Linked DNA regions of Homo sapiens: region 1 is linked to region 2. A link is an interaction called in ENCODE POLR2A ChIA-PET data of the cell type or tissue named here. Cell type or tissue: HepG2. All regions are shown on one strand. Links, peaks and the distances in the headings refer to the core of each region. The heading gives the core; the rest is flanking DNA.

Region 1 (4,399 bases), core at 112-4,111, 62 kb before region 2:
AAATATACAGAAAAGAAGGGAATAAAAATGGTACACCACAAAAAGTAACTAAATACAAAAATAACAGTAATGGAGGAATTGAAGAACAAAAAACACATAAGATGCACAAAAAACAAATAGCTAAAGGGCAGGAATATTTGTTCCTGCCTTATCAGTAATCATATTAAACATAAATGGATTAAGCTCTCCTATTAAAAGACAGATTGGTAGATTGAGTAAGAAAACGGGATATAGTAAGAAAAGGGTAAGAAAGTAAGTAAGGATAGTATATCTGTGTATATACTATCTACAAGAGACTCATTTTAGATATAAGGACACAAAGAGGATGGAAAAAGATGTTTCATGCAAATAGTAGCCAAAAAAGAGCTGGGATGGCTCCATTACTGTCAGGAAAAATGTACTTTATGTTTAAAAAGTTTATAAGAGCCAAAGAAGGACATTATATATTGATAGAAGTGCCAATACAGCAACAAGATATAACAATTATAAACATAAAGATACTTAACAAAGGTGCCCTAAAATATATAAAGCAAAAATGAACAGAATTGAAGGGAAAAATAGACAGTTCTACAATAATAGTTGGAGACTTCAGTACTCCACTTTCAATAATTTGATAGAACCAGAAGAGAGAAGGTAAGTACAGAAATAGATTGACAGAAGGTAAGTCCATAAAAAGAAATAAAGTTCTGATACATCCTACAACATGCATGAACCTTGAAAACATTATGTTATGCTAAGTGCAATAAGCCAGACACCAAAGGACAAATACTGTGTGATTCCACTTATATGAGGTACCTAGAACAGGCAAATTCATAAAGACAGAAAGTAGAATAGCGATTTACCAGGGGCTGGGGTAAGGAGTTATTGCTTTCTTCTTACAGAGTTTCTGTCTGGGGTGGTGAAAAATTTTGGGACTAAATAGCGATGGTCGCACAACATTGTGAATATAATTAACGTCACTGAATTGTGTACTTAAAAATAGTAGCCCCAACTGTTCAAGAGGCTGAGGCAAGAGGATCACTTGAGCCCAGGAGTTCGAGTCCAGCCTGGGAAACATTGCGAGTCTCTGTCTCTAAAAAAAAATAAAAATAAATTTAAACAATAGTTAAAAGGTAAATTTTATGTTATAAATAATTTACCATAATAAAAATAATAATGTAACGTAACAAAACCCAATGCACTGTACACTTTACATGGTATGTTAATTGCATCTCCATAAAGCTGTTTTAAAAAAAACTTTGAGGGGAACAAGTTGTGATCATAACACAGCAATCAGTTTTGAGAGGCAAAAGGTTGTCATTCAGGAATTTAGAAGGGCCAGGCATGGTGGCTCACGCCTGTAATCTCAACATTTTGAGAGGCTAAGGCAGAGAGGATTGATTGAAGCTGTGAGTTCAACATAGCCAGACTCTATCTCTACAAAAAATAAATTAAAAATAAAAGAATTTCATAGACAGCCAACTAGTTGCTCATGTATATGAGCAATAGAAAGACCTTTTATATATAGTAGAGCTTAAAGCATCTATCATGCATGTGCCCTTCTTCAAAAATTACTTGCAACTAAAGGCTACTCTTTTTCCTTCTCTTTTGCATTAGAGTTCAAACCCATCTCATTCCATGAATCCTTCTCAATACTTCATATTTTAAATTAATTTCTTCCTTTTCTCCAGTCAGTAGCTTCTCATTTGTATTTCCATTATTTCATTTATTATGATCTGTTCTTACTCATTTATATCCACTTTTGGTCTATATATTGCAGCCTCTTTGGGGAAGAAATCCTATTTCGAACATCCTTGTTATCCCCAAAGCACCTGACATAGTGCTTATTCACTTTAAGCACTCAACAAACCCTTGTTTTATTGAATTTTCTGAAGCTCTGCTCTCATTATTATACATTTTCATAGTCCGAAAAATGCCACTTATTTCAATTTCTTTGAAATTAAGTTTTTGTTTGTTTGTTTGTTTTTGAGACAGCGTCTCTCCTCTGTCACCCAGGCTGGAGTGCAATGGTGCAATCAAGACCCACTACACCCTTGACCTCCCACACTGAAGTGATTCTCTCGCCTCAGCCTCCTGAGTAGCTAGGACCACAGGTGCGTGCCACCACATCGGCTAATTATTTTTATTGTTTATAAAAATGGGTCTCCGTATGTTGTCCAGCCTCATCTTGAACCCTAGGGCTCAAGCAATCCTCCTACCTTGGCCTCCCAAAGTGCTGGGATTACAGGTGTGAACCACTGCGCCCAGTTGAGTTAGTTCTTAATTAAAAAAAAAATCCAAGATGTAACACTCTACAGAACTAACTTTGCAATGTAAATGAATGGTGTTTGACAAACAGAATAAATGAATAATGGGTGATTAAATATTTATTTGAAGCAATATGTACACTATTTAATTTTAATGGTTTCAGTCACTCATTCATTTTTGTGTGACATCCAAATTAATGGTTTTAATTTTCATAAGAACTTTATATTAGGGTCCTTAATACCAACTGGCCATCCAGGTGTAAAAGCTACCTTACATACTTTCAGAAGTTGGCCGGGAGCAGTGGCTTACACCTGTAATCCCAGCACTTTGGGAGGCCGAGGCAGGAAGATCACCTGAGGTCAGGAGTTCGAGACCAGCCTAGCCAACATGGCGAAACCCCATCTCTTCTAAAAATACAAAAAAAAACTGGGTGTGGTGGTGGGCGCCTGTAATCCCAACTACTGACAAGGCTGAGGCAGGAGAATCACTTGAACTTGGGAGGCAGAGGTTGCAGTGAGCCGAGATTGTGCCATTGCACTCCAGCCTGGGTGAGAAAAGCGAAACTCCATCTCAAAAAAAAAAAAAAGAAGAAGAAAAGAAGCATATGATACATGTAGGTATTCTTAATCCTACACCAAATATATTCTTATTCCACTTTAAATGGAAAGAGCAATCCCAATATGGTCAACTGTCACCAGAGAAGGACTAGCTCACCACTTAGGCAATTGTTGGGTGACTTTGAAGGGTGATATTGTTAAGCCACAAAAACCTGAGGGACCCAATCTCCATTATAGATACCAGTTGCACTTTATCTGAAGCACAAGGTTAAAGATCCCATCAGCAAGGTGGACATTGCTGAGTTCCCTTCTCTGTGCCTCTGTTCCTAACCAGTACTCATTTCCACTCCACTCATTTTCTGAGGGACTCAGTGTTTCTTTACCAGGATTAATACCTTTCACCAAATTACAGTCAACTTGACCTAGGGATTATTTTATTTTATTTAATGTAAACCCAGTGAGATTTATTTTACCACTGACAAATAAAGGAATCATATTTCCAATTTTAGACAATGATTGTAGCTTTCAAATTACACCCCATTTAAAAAGCAAAGAACAACAACAAACAATCTCAATCTCTCACTCTCTCTCAATCTTTTATAGAGTCTGCTGTGAAAGCTGAGCTAGCAGTGTTCGCTTGATAATGTCTGAAAAATGGTGATTACCATATAGCTCCAGTAATTTACTCTTGCAAAAATTAGTTGTTCACTTGCTACTGTGTGCCAGGTGTTAGATGTTTCTGTAGTTACAGCAGATTCCAAGACAGAAAAAAAATAGTCTGTATTACCCTGTTTTGAGTTGCTATAACAGAATAACACAGACTGGGGAACTTATTAGAAACAGATATTTTTTTCTTACAGTTCTGTAGGCGAAGTCCATGGTTGACGGCCTGGCAGGTGGTGAGGGCCTTTTTGCTGTGTCATAACATAGTGAGAGGCATCACTTGGAGACAGAGAATAGGAGCATGTCAACTTGGATCTCTCTCTCTCTCCCTCTTTTTTTTTTTTTTGAGATGGAGTCTCACTCTGTCACCCAGGCTAGAGTACAGTGGCACGATCTTTGCTCACTGCAACCTCTGCCTCTCGGGTTCAAATGATTCTCCTGTCCTAGCCTCCCAAGTAGCTGGGATTATAGGCGTGTGCCACCACACCTGGCTAATTTTTGTGTTTTTAGTAGAGATGGTGTTTCACCATTTTGGCCAGGGTGGTCTTGAACTCCCAACCTCAGGTGATCTGCCTGCCTCAGCCTCCCAAAGTGCTGGGATTACAGGCATGAGCCACTGCACGTGGCCTCTCTCTTTTCTTATGAAGCCACCAATCCCATAATGGGGGCCCCACCCTGCTGACCTCATCTAACCCAAATTACCTCCCAAAGGCTCCACTTACAAATACCATCAACATATGAATATGGCAGATTAAGTTTCCAACACACGAACTTTGGGGGACATATTCAACCATAGCATTACTTAAATAAGACTTTTTATTTATTTATTTTTCATTTCCTTGAGACAGGGTCTCATTCTGTCACCCAGGTTGGAGTGCAGTGGCACAACCTTGGCTCACTGCAACCTCAGCATCTCAAGTTCAAGTGATTCT
Region 2 (4,399 bases), core at 153-4,152:
AGCCTGGCCAACATGGTGAAACCCCGTCTCTACTAAAAATACAAAAATTAGCCAGATGTGGTAATGTATGCCTGTAATCCTAGCTACTGGGGAGGCTGAGGCATGAGAATTGCTTGAACCCAGGAGACTGAGGTTGCAGTGAGGTGAGATTGCACCACTGCACTCCAGCCTGAGTGACAGAGTGAGACTCTGTCTCCAAAAAAAAAAAAAAAAAAGTGTGTGTGTATATACACACGTTGAATGGTGTTGAATACGGTAAAGGGAAAAGAGGATTTGATCCCCCCTCAGCATGGAGGTGGGGGAATGTTATTTTATGTAGGATAGTTTGGGAAGGCCTCATGGATGATGTGACATTTTAGCAGAAGCCTAGGTGAGCCATGTGAAAATGTAGGGGAAGAGTGTTCTTTGCAGAGGGAATCTTGAGGTAGATAGATGCTTGTCCTGTTTGAAAACCAACAGGGAAGCCAGAGTAGCTGGAGCAGAGGGGAGAGGAGGAGATTGGGAAGATACAAGGTTGGAAAGGTGGCAGATCAAATCACATAGGGCCTTGGAGGCCATTCCTAACACTTTTGGTTAACATTGTTACTCAGAGTGAGTGGGGACACCACTGAAAACTTTTGAACAGAGGAGCGAATATGATCTGACTTATGTTTAAACCTCTCTGGTTCTTTGTGGAGAATGGTCTGTTAGGGCCAAAGCAGAAATGTTAGAGTTTATTGCTGTAATTCAGATGAGATATGGTGATGGTTAGGGCCATGGTGAAAGCAAAAGAGGATGTTAAAAGTCATCTGTTTCTACATATATTTTTAACATAGAGCCAATAGGATTTGTATTCACATTGGGTATAGGTTGTGAAAGAAAGAGGAGTCAGGGATAACTTTAGAATCTGTTGGCTTGGGCAATTGAAAGGAAGGAGCTACTGAGGTAAGAAAGACTGAGAAGCAGGTTTGGGATGGGGTAAGGAGAAGTTTGGGTTTGGACTTAGTATGTGGTGGGTATGTCGAGTGTGCAGTTGTGCAAATGAGTGGATTTCATGGGCAAAGTCTGGCTTGAAGATAGGATTCCTTTTTTTGGGAATTATTTGTACATGCTATTTAAAATAGTGAGACTGGCTGAGCTCACCAAAGGAATGACTGTAGAGAAGTCCTAGGACTAAGTGAGTCTTAGAGCCACAGTGCTTAGGGCACTGGGGAGAAGAGGAAACACCATCAGAAGGATATGAGAAGGAGCAGCCTGTATGGTAGGAGGGGAGTCAGAAGAGAGAGTTCCCTTGGAAGCCAAGTGAAGAACAATCATCAAAGAAAAGGGCATGTTCAGCTGTTTAAAGAGTTGTAGATAGATCAAGTGGGATGAGACCAAGAGTTTACCGTTGGATTTAGAAATGGGGTCATTTGTGATCTTGCTGTACTGTTTCCAAGGAGATGAAAACTTTATTGGAGTGGGTTCAAGAGAGAATAGGAGAAGAATAGAAGCAGCAGTATAGGCAACTTTTTACAGTTCTGCCATAAGGGGAGCAAAAAAATAGGGTGGAAACCAGGGGGGAAATACGAGGTTCAGAAAGGGCGTGTGTGTGTGTGTGTGTGTGTGTGTGTGTGTGTGTGTGTGTGTGTGTGTAGATGCTGTGACAACATGTTTTTGTAAGCTAATGAGAATGATCTGGGAGAGAGAGGGAGGAACTGATGCAGGAGATAAAGGATACATTTGCCAGAGCCATGACCTTGTGAGTTGAGAGAGATGGCAGTCACTGTGTGAGTGGAGGGGTGGCTTTAGATCAGTAGCTGGACAGTTTGCTCAAAGTACAAAAGAGAAGGCAGAGTAAAGAGTGCAGATCTGCAGGCATGCTGGTTGATGTGCTGGCGGGAGTCTATAATTGCTTCTGTTTTCTCAGTGAAGTTGGAAGCAAGGTCAACTCAGAGTGAGAATGGAATGTTGTGCCTTAGGGATCTGTGGTGCTTAACTAGGAGTGCAAAGCAGACTCACTCTGACAGGGAAGGCAGTCACTGCTGGAGCTTTTGAAAAATCGTACACACTCCTGGACTTCAGCCCTTGAGTTTTGACTCATTTGGTCTGGGATGAGGCCTGGCTTTAGACATTTTAAAGCCTTGGAGGTGATTCTCATGTATCTTTTGGTTGAAAACCACCAGCAGAGGTTATTTCGTTTAGTCTTCAGAGTGACCACCGAGGTGGCGGCCATTGCATTTTACAGTGGACCAGTGTCATATCTAGGACATGGTGGAACCAAGTTTTTACCTTTGGTCTTCCTCATTTGAAGACTGGTGTATGTTTCCACATCCTGTGTTTACTCTGTGCTTTGTTTATTGGCACTGCTTAGTGCTTGGTCTTGTCTAAGGATAGGTTTTCCCAATTTAGACTTAACTGTGACCACAAATTAAAAGCAAATGTAGGAAAAAAAATTAACTTGCTAGTTATGAAAGATATACAAATTAGAGCAGCATTAAGGTAATGTTTTATCCCTACTAAATTAGTAAAGTAAAAAATGGTCAAGGTCTGTGTAGATACAGCAGTGATAAAACTGAAGGCTCATTTGTTGCAGAGTGTAGTATAAACTGGTACAGTCCTATTGAAAGAGAATATAATGCCTGTCAAGAGACAAAAAATTGTTTATACCCCTTGAGTTCATAATCTTATTTCTGGGAAATTATTCCAACAAAAGAATTCAACAGCATAAGGATACTGTATATGCCGAGATTTTACACCAACATTATTGAAAATGTAACAGCCCAAGTGCCCAACTGAAGAGAAATAGATAGGTAACATAATTTTACTGGACTATTCTCCAGAGTATTTAAATATTATGCAGATTATGGAGCAGCATGTATGCTCACTGTCAAATTGTCATAAATATTGAAAATTATAAAAAGCAAAGCAAAAATCCTGTATACTTTCAAAGTTAAGAAGCCAGCAATACAGGTATTTTTATATAAAGGCATGTTTTCTGTTGATTGAGTTCTCATAATGCTATTGGATGTAGCAATCAGTTAAGAACCGGGATTTGCTTTGCTTGGATTGACACCACTGATTATAGGGGAAAAAAACAACTCCCTCAAATGGGAAACTACTGTTGCGACTAAGCAAGGCACACCAGCTTTGTTTCAATATCTGGCTGCTGTGTTTGAGTGTTTGGTTAATGTCTGTGATCCATGTTGCAAACACAACTGCAAGGTCAAGACCAGATATGACAGGAGGCTGGGCCTGAGACTTCTGGATTGAAAGGCAACAAGAAAACATTTCTATGTTTTTTGTTGTTGCTAATAGTTTTGACCAACTGTTATTCTTAACTCTACATAACAAGATACAGGACACCTTTATTATTGAAATTTCTATGGGACAAGTATACTGACTCTAGATTTAGTTCTCTTTTTCTAAATGAAATGATTTTTAATTTTTTTCATATAATCCTTAGGTTCACAAAAATGACTTTGTATGACAATTTTTGATAACGTGAAGTGTCTTAGAAATATAATTATCACATAATAGCAGAATAGTCTATATTAGTTTTTGTTTGCACATGTGTAAACTATATAAAAGAATAATCAATATATGCAACACATTTTCCTGTTTTTTTCATTTTCTTGTTTTAAAATGATTTGAAAATAAATTTCTAATTATGGAGAACCATTGGATCTTGATTAATATCTAATTAATCCTAACCTGGAAAATAACAAGGAATTGGTATCTTGCCAGTGTTTAGATTTGTCATTGAGGAACATGGCGTGTCTTTCAATTACTCATTCAATGGAGTTTTGTAATTATCCCTAAATAGGCAATCTCTAGATCATTCCTGTGTGTTTTGTTTGTTGTTTTTATTGTAATTGGCTTATTTTTTCTTTGGTAAATTTTTTCCCTTTGGTATTGATTTTTAGATTTTTTCCCTTGGAAACTTCCTTTTCTTCAGTGTTTCCCTTCCTACTTGTCAGTGTCTCTCTTGAAAGGCACAAACATCCGTTTCCATCACTTCTGTTTTTTTTGTTTTTGTTTTTGTTTTTGTTTTTTTGAGATCAAGTCTCACTCTGTCGTGCAGGCTGAAGTGCGGTGGCGTGATCTCAGCTCACTGCAACCTCCGCTTCCCGGGTTCAAGCAATTCTCCTGACTCAGCCTCCCAAGTAGCTGGGACTACAGGCCTTTGCCACCACAACTGGCTAATTTTTGTATTTTTAGTAGAGATGGGTTTTCACCATGTTGGCCAGGCTGTTCTCGAACTCCTGACCTCAGGTGATCCACCTGCCTCAGCCTCCCAAAGTGCTGGGATTACAGATGTGAGCCATTGTACTGGGCCGGGCCACTTCTTTTTTTAATTACAGCCCCAGGATGGGCCTCTGCTTCCTCCAGGGTTCTCTCGCCCATCTTCAACTACTTCAGTTCGATTTTAAAACTTTAA

What was found. Peaks named below come from ENCODE experiments on the same cell type or tissue, not always from the same donor. Only the 100,000 strongest peaks of a DNase experiment are listed, where the experiment ranks them.
Region 1: POLR2A ChIA-PET joins it to region 2 with 6 read pairs; 9 of 35 experiments call an interaction of 5 or more read pairs at or near these places.

The regions. Positions count from the first base shown.
Region 1 is chr1:236,780,477-236,784,875 of GRCh38, forward strand. No RefSeq gene overlaps it. Among named protein-coding and RNA genes, the nearest start is that of MTR, 13 kb to the right of the region's middle. In HepG2, for the core only: no CTCF peak of the experiment used is centred there; no DNase peak of the experiment used is centred there.
Region 2 is chr1:236,842,890-236,847,288 of GRCh38, forward strand. All of the region lies in intron 15 of MTR (5-methyltetrahydrofolate-homocysteine methyltransferase), which reads left to right. Among named protein-coding and RNA genes, the nearest start is that of MTR, 50 kb to the left of the region's middle. In HepG2, for the core only: no CTCF peak of the experiment used is centred there; DNase peaks (open chromatin) are centred at 1,892 and 3,142; H3K4me3 peaks cover 931 bases.